2 separate regions of the Homo sapiens genome follow, and region 2 is linked to region 1. A link is an interaction called in ENCODE POLR2A ChIA-PET data of the cell type or tissue named here. Cell type or tissue: CD4-positive, alpha-beta T cell. All regions are shown on one strand. Links, peaks and the distances in the headings refer to the core of each region. The heading gives the core; the rest is flanking DNA.

Evidence for each region. ChIA-PET counts read pairs that join two places held together with the same protein. Peaks named below come from ENCODE experiments on the same cell type or tissue, not always from the same donor. Only the 100,000 strongest peaks of a DNase experiment are listed, where the experiment ranks them.
Region 2: POLR2A ChIA-PET joins it to region 1 with 5 read pairs; 2 of 35 experiments call an interaction of 5 or more read pairs at or near these places.

What each region holds. Positions count from the first base shown.
Region 1 is chr11:108,233,890-108,239,273 of GRCh38, reverse strand. It overlaps ATM (ATM serine/threonine kinase), which reads right to left. Exons shown (of 63, transcript NM_000051.4): 5 at 3,440-3,604. Among named protein-coding and RNA genes, the nearest start is that of ATM, 14 kb to the right of the region's middle. RefSeq lists silencers at 1,905-2,105, 2,425-2,625. In CD4-positive, alpha-beta T cell, for the core only: no CTCF peak of the experiment used is centred there; DNase peaks (open chromatin) are centred at 1,953, 2,483 and 3,023; H3K4me3 peaks cover 706 bases; H3K27ac peaks cover 4,609 bases.
Region 2 is chr11:108,851,667-108,857,050 of GRCh38, reverse strand. It overlaps DDX10 (DEAD-box helicase 10), which reads right to left. Exons shown (of 18, transcript NM_004398.4): 16 at 4,842-4,898. Among named protein-coding and RNA genes, the nearest start is that of DDX10, 190 kb to the right of the region's middle. In CD4-positive, alpha-beta T cell, for the core only: no CTCF peak of the experiment used is centred there; no DNase peak of the experiment used is centred there; H3K4me3 peaks cover 1,027 bases; H3K27ac peaks cover 1,395 bases.

The DNA of each region.
Region 1 (5,384 bases), core at 289-5,288:
TGGGTTTCTGGTGAGGGCCCTCTTTGGGGCTGCAGACTACTGACTTTGAACTGTATCTTCACATGGCAGAAAGACAGCAAGTTAGCTCTCTGGCCTCTTTTCATAAGGGCATTAATCCCATCCATGAAGGCTGGACCCACAGGACCTAATTACCTCCTAAATCCCACACCTCCAAATACCATCCCTTTGGGAGTTAGATTTCAACATAATTGGTGGGACACAACATTCAATCCATAAAAATGAAGTACCCCAAATAGCCAAATTCATAGAGAGAGAAAGTAGAATGGTAGCTGCCAGGGGATAGGGGAGGGGAAAATGGTAAATCATTGTTTACTGAGTATAGAAAAAAAAGTTCTGGAGATGGATGGTGGAGATGATTACACAACAATATGAATGCACTTAATACTACACAACTGTACACTTAAAAAAGTTAAAATTATAAATGTTATATATATTTTACCACAATAAATCACACTGGAGGTCCTAGCCAATGTAATAAAGCACAAAAATAAAATAAAAGCCACATGGCTCAGAAAGAAAGAAAAAAAAATTACTGCTTACAGAAGACATGTTTGTCTACAAAGAAAATCCAAAAGAACATTCAAAGAAAGCTACTAGATTTAGTAAGTGATTTTAGCAAGGTCCCAAAATACAAGGTCACTATACAAAAATTAACTGGACTTCTGTATAATTTTTGTGCATTGAACAATTTGAAAATCAAAATGTTAAAAACAATGCAATTACAAACTACTGCAGTATAAATCTAACAAAACATATACAAAATCTTTATGTTTATACAATTATAAATAAATGTCAATTTGCAGCTGGGCATGTTGGCTCATGCCTATAATCCCAACACTTTGGGAGGTCAAGGGAAGGGTATCACTTGAGCCCAGGAGTTTGAGACCAGCCTAGGCAACACAGTGAGATCCTGTCTCTATTTTTTTTAATATATAAAATTAAAGAAAAAAAATTGTCAATTTACAACAAAAAATCTATATGCTGACAATTATAAAACACTAATGAAAGAAATCAAAAAAGACAAGTGGCCAGACGCGGTGGCTCAAGTCTATAAACCCAGCACTTTGGGAGGCTGAGGCAGGTGGATCACCTGAGGTCAGGAATTCGAGACCAGCCTGGCCAACATGAGGAAACCCTGTCTCTACTAAAAATACAAAAATTAGCTGGGTGTGGTGGCACATGCCTGTAATCCCAGCTACTCAGGAGGCTGAGGCAGGAGAATCGCTTGAACCTAGGAGGTGGAGGTTGCAGTGAGGTGAGATCGTGCCACTGCACTCCAGCCTGGGCAACAGAGGGAGACTCTGTCTCAAAAAAACAAACAAAGAAGCAAAAAAAAAAAAAAAAAAAAAAAAACCTAAGTAAATGGAGAGATATACAGTGTTCATGGATTGGAAAACTCCACATTGTTAAGATTTCTATTCTTCTCAAATTGTGCAACAGATTCAATGCAATTAGTATCAAAATCCCAGCAAGATCTTTTGTAGAAATCAGTAAGCTGATTCCAAAATTTATATGCAAATGCTGACTCAATCTTAGGCCATTCTTCTCATCTCACACTAAACTCTATATACAAATCTCATCCATAGTCATGGCTTCAGTCACCACCTGTACCAAATATATATTTTGAGCACAGACTTCGCTTCTTCCACAGAGTCCTCATCTAAGCAAGTTTTAAAAGGAAGCTAAGTAAAAAAATACTTTGACAAAAAAGCTAATTATAAGAAGTAACATCCGGGAAGAAGTGGCAAAGGTTAGCTTAAATAAAAAGAAAAAAGAAAAAAAAAGAAGTAAGAGTAGTTAGTTTAAAAATAAAAAGGGGGTTTCAGAGAACAAACTAGATGACAGAATATAGTAAGCAGACTAGGGGAAAGACTGCCTTTGTTTCAGTGACAGCCATGGTTGTAAGTGATAATGTAAAATGACCTAAATATGACCAGCCATACTGGGGAAAGATCTGGTTAGGTAACCTAGATATCACCAGCCTATTCCCAAAGGCTGTCTCTAGGCTTGTTGAGGGCCCTGTTACAGACACAGCCTATCTTGTGTTCAGAGTAACGTAAAGGCTACAAATGACTCCTAAGAAATTAGCTGAGAAGGCATTTATTCTCAGGGGAACAGTAGAGTGTAATGCAGGAGTGAGGGTACTGATTAGGTAGTAGTTTTGTGGTTCACATGTATCTCATTTTGAAATAATAAAATGGCAATAAAGAATATGGACAAATGTCTTTTAATTTAGCTAGCAAAATTTAGCTTAAATACTTTCCATGAAAAAAAAAAGCTTCTAAACTTTTAGAGTTCGTGTATTAGAAGACTTTGACACCTGACTTAAAATCATCTTGTTAATGTCAAATCCTACTTTCACTTATTCTCAAACCCAGAAATGCTCCATCTTTGAAACCAACAAACTGAAGTATTTCAATCTCTGACCATAACTTCCTTCCTTTGTGGTCTCTCAGTACCTCCCAGCTATAAACAGGAAACAACACCAGATTCCTCCCTAGCACACACTCTACACATCTAATGAATCACTGGGTTCTGTACATTGTCTTCTAATGCATTCTATTCTAATATATTTGATTTCCATTACCTTAGAAGTAGCGTGCTAACTGCCTCATCCAATGGATACTTTTGTGTCTTATCCTTTCTACAACACTTAAAATGTTGGCCACGCCCCTTTGAACTTTCAACTCTCTTGCTTTCACTTTTTTTTTTTTTTTTAAATGGAAACAGGGTCTCACTCTGTCATGGAGGCCGGAGTGCAGTGTGATCACAGCTCACTGCAGCCTTAACCTCCAGGGCTCAGGTGATCCTCCTGCCTCAGCCTCCCAAGTAACTGGGACTACAAGCAAGAGCCATTACCTCCGCTATTTTTTTAAAGACAGAGTTTCACCATGTTGCCCAGGCTGGTCTTGAACTCCTGAGCTCAAGCAATCCACCGGCCTTGGCCTCCCAAAGTGCTAGGATTACAGGCGTGAGCCACTGCACCCTGCCTGCTTTCACTTTTATGGTACTTCCCTCTCTTGGTTTTCTCCCTTTCTACTTAAATCATGGTTGAGTTTAGGTGTCATTGTTTTGTATACCTACTGAACCCAAATATGTCTGTATCACAGCACATTATGAACTCTGGTTTACTTGGGTTTTCTTCTGCCACTGTCAACTCCTTGACGATGGAGATGGTATTTTTCAACTGTAATTCCGGCTCTGATATCAGGCACCTGATATATTATTCATGACTTTATTCAAAAGCTACATAATAAATAAAAATTAAGGGTCAGTTCGATAACCATATAATTTTACTAAAGTACTGTTAAACTGTCAGGTCACTTGGGGGATATAGACAGATACAGACAGAGTGCTTTCTTTGGTGAAGTTTCATTTCATGAGGAAAAATTCACAAACAACAACCTTCAAAACATACCTAACCACTGTTGCTGAGATATTTCACACCAGTATTTTCTCACAGAAAGAATGTCTTTGAGTAGTATGTTGCTACAATCAGCTCCGTAAATAGCACCATTAGATGAATCTTTCACTGTATCCATGATATAATTTAAGAGTTCTTGACATTTTAGCCTAGGTGCTCCTATTTCAAAATAAACAAATAAAGAAAAACATAAATTTGAACAAAAATAAGACACTTGGAATGGCAACTATTTAAATAATTCCATTTGGGAAATTACTATTAACTAAACTTCTTTTGTAGAGAAGAAATTGGCAAATTATGGCCCCAAGCAAAATTCATTTTTTTTTTCTTTGCAAATAACATTTTATTGGAACATAGTCACAACCATTCATTTACTTATTGTTTATGGCTGCTTTTGTAATTAAGACAGAGGTGACCACATGGCCTATAAAGTCAAGAACATTTACTATCTGGCCTCTTTACACAGTAAGTTTGCCAACGCCTCTTTTATAGGAATATATAGCAAAAACAATCATTCTTTTTTTTTTTTTTTTGAGATGGAATCTTGGTCTGTCACCCAGGCTGGAGTGCAGTGGCACAAACTCAGCACACTGCAGCCTCCACCTCCTGGGTTCAAGTAATTCTCCCACCTCAGCCTCCAAGTAGCTGAGACTAGAGGCGTGCACCACCACACCCTGCTAATTTTTCTACTTTTAGTAGAGACAGGGTTTCACCATGTTGACCAGGCTGGTCTTGAACTCCTGACCTCAAGTGATCTGCTCATCTCGAAAAGCAATCATTCTTAAACAATTATAACCTTAATAATTCACAATTTCTGGTGTTAGACCAAAAATGATCCCAAGTTTTTTGGCACTCTTTATGAAGAATGAATTTATTAGAATAACATAAGATTACAAGGAGAATATTTACCTTGGAAAGCAAAATTAGTTCTAAGTCCTATAATAGCATTTATGGCATACAAACACCTCAGGTTGTAATTTTTTTTTTTAAGACAGGGTCTCGCTCTATCACCCAGGCTGGTGTGCAGTGGCATGATCACACCCAACAGCAGCCTCAACCTCTCAGGCTCAAGGGATCCTCCCACCTTAGCCTCCTGAGCAACTGGGACTATAGATGTTGTGCCACCATGCCCAGCTAATTTTTTAAATTTTTCATAGAGACAGAATCTCTCACAATGTTCCCCAGGCTGGTCTTGAACTCCTGAGCTCAAGGGATTCTCCTGTCTTGGCCTCCCAAAGTGCTGAGACTATAGGTATGAGCCACTGTGCTTGACCCCTGTACCTGTGTCATTTTTAACAGCATGTTATTTACTTACTAGAGATTCTGAAAACTTGGCATGACTACACACATATTCTTGAAGGTAACAAAATTACATTTAAAAATAATTTAATTATCATTTTCAGTAAATTATATTTACGTCACAGCAGAAATGCCATTTTTCCATACTGACAATCTTAAAATTGAATATATTTATTGCCATAACTATGAGCAGAACACAACTCATGTAAATATGAATATATTCTGGATTAGGGTTTTCCTATGATGAAACTAGTTATATTCACAGGCTATGGTAAACAAATATACACTGATATAACTGCAAAATCATCTTCACTTATGGCTCACTTCATAATTTTAGGCATTGTCCAGTTATGAAATGCACAACCATGTGATCCTTTTTTCTAGTACCCTGTGCATTTCTCTTATAGTCCTTGTAACATTTTTCTAATCTAAAACATCCATTGTATGATTAGATCCTTAAGGAAAGGAATTAATCTCTATATTCTGACGTAAAAGCCCAGTGACTGCCCTAATAGCAAATGCTCAATAAAAATTAATTTGTGTTGAATAACTACAGAAATTAATATTATAATAAAATCCTATCTTCCTATGTCCTTTATCCCAATATATCTCCCTCCTCTACCAAATATGAGAAGTATTT
Region 2 (5,384 bases), core at 127-5,126, 620 kb before region 1:
AACTTATTTGGGTACTTTAAAAGTATTAGCTATGTAGCTATGTATGTATACATTTAAGGAAAACAATATTTCAAATAAAATATTCCCTGGAAGTTCAAAATGTAAAGAGGAAAATAAAGTTGAGCTGGTCTGGATGAGGACTAAATGGAACCCTAGAGCCTTGCCCAAATAATATTCTCACGCGGGGGTGGTGGGGGGTGGAGAGGAGAGTCCATAGGTCACTCAATATAATACTGAAAACCATTGGAGTAGATCAGTGGCTGCCACACTCGCTCTTCAATTTCATGGATCAGAAAAAGCTCAAAAAAGATTTTAAAGTGGTGAAATGGGTTTTTACTTTGTCAAATAATAAGACTTTTTAAAAAATTATCAGTATTATTTCATAAATGAAAGGATATTTTAGCACCAAAAAAGTAGGAAGAACAAAATATCAAATGAATAAAGTTAGCTTTGCTTTATGAAACTACTGTTGAGTCAGAGAAAAAGTCATTGAAGACCAGTAGATTAAAAAGTCAGTCCAGGGCATCTCTCAAGTCCATTAGTTTTTTAAGGTTTTTTTTTTGTTTTGTTTTTTGTTTTTTGTTTTTTTTGGTGGTTTTTTTTGTTTGTTTGTTTTGTTTGAGACAGAGTCTCGCTCTGTCACCCAGGCTGGACTGCAGTGGCGTAATCTCGGCTCACTGCAGCCTCCACCTCCCAGGTTAAAGTGATTCTTCTGCCTCACCCTCCCGAGTATGCTGGGATTATAGACGGGTACCACCATGCCTGGCTAATTTCTGTATTTTTAGTAGAGACAGGGTTTTGCCATGTTGGCCAGGCTGGTCTTGAACCCCTCACCGCAGGTGATCCACCCATCTCGGCCTCCCAAAGTGCTGGGATTACACGCATGAGCCACCATGCCCGGCCTAGAGTTTTAAAATTAATTAACTACTACTTCTTCAGACCTCCTATTCTGAGAGCTCTAACTTCAACACTACTTTTCTGTTGTACAGAGATTACCTTAGGTATTCAAGAAACTATTACCTAAAACCACTATTTGTTAAGTATAAATAAAAACACAGTACAAACCAAAAAATAAAAACAAGTGAAAATGTACATCTATAAAACTTCAACCTCAAAATGTATGACATATTTTCCCCACACCTTAAAAATACGAACTATAATCATCATTTTTAATATAGTCAAAGCAACTTTTAACTATTTTAAGTGTTTGAGCTCTTTCCTACTCTTTGTTCCTTCATAGTCAGTGTTCAATTTCATCAGCCTCAGACTTTTGTTTAATAAATCATACTTTTGGCCAGTTGCAGTGGCTCACATCCATAATCCCAGCACTTTGGGAGGCCGAGGAGGGTGGATCACGGGGTCAGGAGATCAAGACCATCCTGGCTAATGCAGTGAAACTCTGTCTCTACTAAAAATACAAAAAATTAGCTGGGCGTGGTGGCACATGCGTGTAGTCCCAGCTACTCGGGAGGCTGAGGCAGGAGAATCGCTTGAACCTGGGAGGCGGAGGTTGCAGTGGGCCAAGATCGCGTCACTGCACTCCAGCCTCGGTGACAGAGCGAGACTCCATCTTAAAAAATAAATAAATAAATAAAAATCACACTTTCTTTTCAAAAGCAGCACAGTAGTGAGATATTGCTGAGGATCTATTTCCTCAAGTTTCAGCACTGTTGTTCCTTTTCCTTACATTTATACAAAATCATTCCAGCGACCAGGGATTCCTACTAGCACTTGTGACCCTCAAAGCAAAAGGAAATTTAGCTAGATAATGAGGTAAAGCTGTATTCCAGGATTATGTAACCTACCTGAACTCAAAAAGCAATGTGGTCTATTGATCATTGCTACAAGTATTTTTCTAGATCTTAGTTTAAAATCTGTAGGTCATAAGAATATACGACATCTTGTTAGCTAAAGTAAAAACAATTCTATTGTGCAATTCAAGTACTTCTCTGCTAAAGAAAGTTTTGATACCCAAAAGACCTATATTTCCCAAACCACTATTAGGTACCCAGCAAACCTTCGTAACAGTTTCAGCTTCGTATTTATCTTCCATTCCCAATTCTGCACATAATATAACTAGGCAGAACTTAGATCTATCTTTTAACAAAAAGTCATATCAGATTCCTGAGAGGTCCATTCCAACTTTAGTTTATCCTACTCACACTTTAAAGCAATTTTTCTTAGAAGTACTTTCAATATGCCAGAGAAGATTCATTTCTAAAATTGAAAATTCACATTATCATTAAGTTTTCTCTTTTCTGGGAAATAAAGATAATTCCATGAAACTTCATTCAAGCACTTTCCCCAAAATTAAAAAAAAAATACTGTGTCCTTTATATCCTTCCTTGTATAATAAAATGATGTTTGCTGCATGAAACACAAAACAAGGTAGAAAGACAGCTACGTGAGTCCTCCCTTTCTTACACTTTCAGTTTCTATGCAGTGATTGCTTAAAATAGCTATAAACAGCTATGACTACATTTCCTGGTAAATTAAGTCTGCAAGTACCACCTTCTTTGACCATTAAAATATCTTCTGGATAGCTTGTAGGTTCAGGGATCAAAGGGAAGCTCTACCTGGAATCTGACTAAAGTGATTCAGAAGGCAATATCCTAAGTAACACAATGATTAGGTTTACATAAGAGGATCAACGAGAAGACAAAGTTTACTCAAAAACTAAGTCACATCTGTCATTTAAAGCACATGCACTGAGAGAAACCTGATAATTTACATAATATTTCTCCTTACATATCACAGAAATTTGTGCCATCACCCCTTTACCAAGTGTTTCCAAATAATCTCTTCTGGGTCTGCTTCCAAAAGGTACCTCAAAAGCCATGAGAGCCTTCAACCCCTGTCACTTTCATTTGAAAGGAAGTTGGGTGCAAAAGGTTGGTTTGAGCTCATTCCTTGGGCTCTGTCAGTCAGCCTGAACCTGTCACTGCAGGCAGTCCTCAGTGTCTTGAGGAATGTTTGAGTCCTGGCTGCAGACCAGCCACTGATCCCTCTGGTAATATCACTCTTACAAAAGGGCTACCATCTCTGAGCACTCAGAAAAGGGCTGTGAAATGGAGGTAGCTAAACTATTCAGAGCAATAATAAAACACAGCCTCTGTCTATTTAAAGCTCCTGGCTGAGCTGCAAAGCCATGTCAGCTCTTCTTTCTGTTCTTAGTCCGATGCTTAGTGGTTACATAGAAATGAGACCTTCCCTTGACAAGAAAAATCTTCCTCCTTTTTTAGATGTCAGGAAACAAACACACAGGACAAACACAGAAGGGGAGTGGGAAATGGAAGGAAGAGTTTGGCATAAGGAGTTCACTTCAGAGATCAACCCCCAGTGAAAATGCCTGATTGTGACAACTTTATCATTTTTTCATTTCCCCAGCAGACACAGTATTAAAACCAAATATACACACCAATTTATGGGGGAATAAAAGAAGAGGTTTCCAGGAGGATAGCTCAAGGGTGATAGCAACTTCTTACAGCTTAAACCATTATGAAAAAAAAAAATCGAGCATACACCATCAATAAGTATAAAAAATAAACCATATTTAGTAATATATATACAAATATGCATGAATAAACACAAAGGAAATACAGTAACAGGGCTTTCTTTGGCTCTAGATTATATCTTTCATTTTACATTTATATATGCAGAAATGAGAGCTTCTTAGTGAAATAAAATGGGCTTATTTTATGCTGAACATGCAATATTCATAAATATCAAATGCTTTTATTAGATTTAAGATTTTCTTGTTAAATTTAAATCTTTCCCACTACAGCCTCTGAGATCTAGTGGTGGTTCTGCCATGGTGTTTCACGCCTGCACGTTAAAGCATATGCAGAAGCCTCCACCTTATTTAGCAGTCAGGCTGCACACACTGGAGCTCTCGTTTTTGGGCACCTTTGAAGACAGAGTGATATTTAATACTGCTTATATTTAATATAAGCAGTCTTTTCTGCTTATATTCAGTATTAAATAATTGCTTCCCACTTCAGAACTATAGCATGAGTTATCATCTCTGACTTGCTCTCTTAAGTGCTATGGCCAGCATGGAAAAAAAATGACGAAGAATATTATAGGCTTCCTCAAGGGAGTTGGAGCTTTGCTAACTGCCAAGAAGAAATCATGGCTAGTCAGAAACAGCACAATGAGATACAGCATGAGAAATGACATATGTTATTGGGCCCTAGTTCTAGGAAATCATTTCTACTAAATGTTCTCAGAATGCAGAAGCTGAACACTTCTCAGTGACAAACACATTAGATAAAAATCATGGCTGCACATGGACAGTGTTTATAATTGTACATACATACTTGAGGAAAACTGTACATATGTATTTGCTGAAAAGTATCTGTTACAGAATATAGTAAAAGTGGGAGATACAGAATGCTTTTCTCCTAGATTCTAAGAGCTGAACTGATGCTTTCAGAGTTACCTGTTATGAGGTTGGGTTCACACAGGCTGTCTACCTGAAGATGATACAGATGAAAATCCTATCAGGCCTGGCCCACAGAGTCAACTGCCTTTTGTATTTAATAGATGCAAAATATATGGAAAAAAGTGGTGGAGTAAATGGGGCCAAGCCCAGTAACAAATTATCTTAGGGATTTTTCGTCCTGCACCAGAGGAATACAAGAAAGTGAATAGAAGGCCACATGGGCTTGAATCCAATTGGAATATCATGATATACAAATAATATATAAAATCCATGTTGAAAAGAAGAGGATTTAAATTCCATTTTAACATTATAAGCATTGTTCTTGCCAAAATATAAAATGCTTTTGTCCATTCTACCTTAATAGAGCTTGGAAAAATAAATGTATATAAACCCTTACCTTTGCTTGTCTCTTGTTGGCTTCTCTTCTGGCTTCCCTTTCTTTCAGTCTTTTCTCCTGGAGACAAGGAAGAGGAGAAAAATTAGCAGCATATAATTAGGTATAAAACAGACTACACATTCATTACAGTTTTATTTCCTAAAGCTAACTAATATATGACATTCATTTTTCAACAAATATTTACTGACTACTACTATGGGATTGGCACAAGTATTCATGAATCATTAAGAATGTGTCAGACAGATCTGGAATCAAATCCCAGTTCTATATCACTTACTCTGGCTATGCAATGGTTAGTACTGACTTTCAAATAAAACACACACTAACAGGACAGGTAAAACATAATGTACAATTATACAAGAGACACATTCTAGAGATTACTTGGAATTTCTAGAAACAAGTTCAATGGAAGGAAATGGAAAGGAGAAAAAAGAAAAACTCAGAAAGCTTTTGGCTTGCTTATTATCAAAGAGCTTCTTTAGAAAATGACTGATCTCAAACCCGGGTCTTCATGTGCCAAATCTAGTGCTTTTTGCGATACAT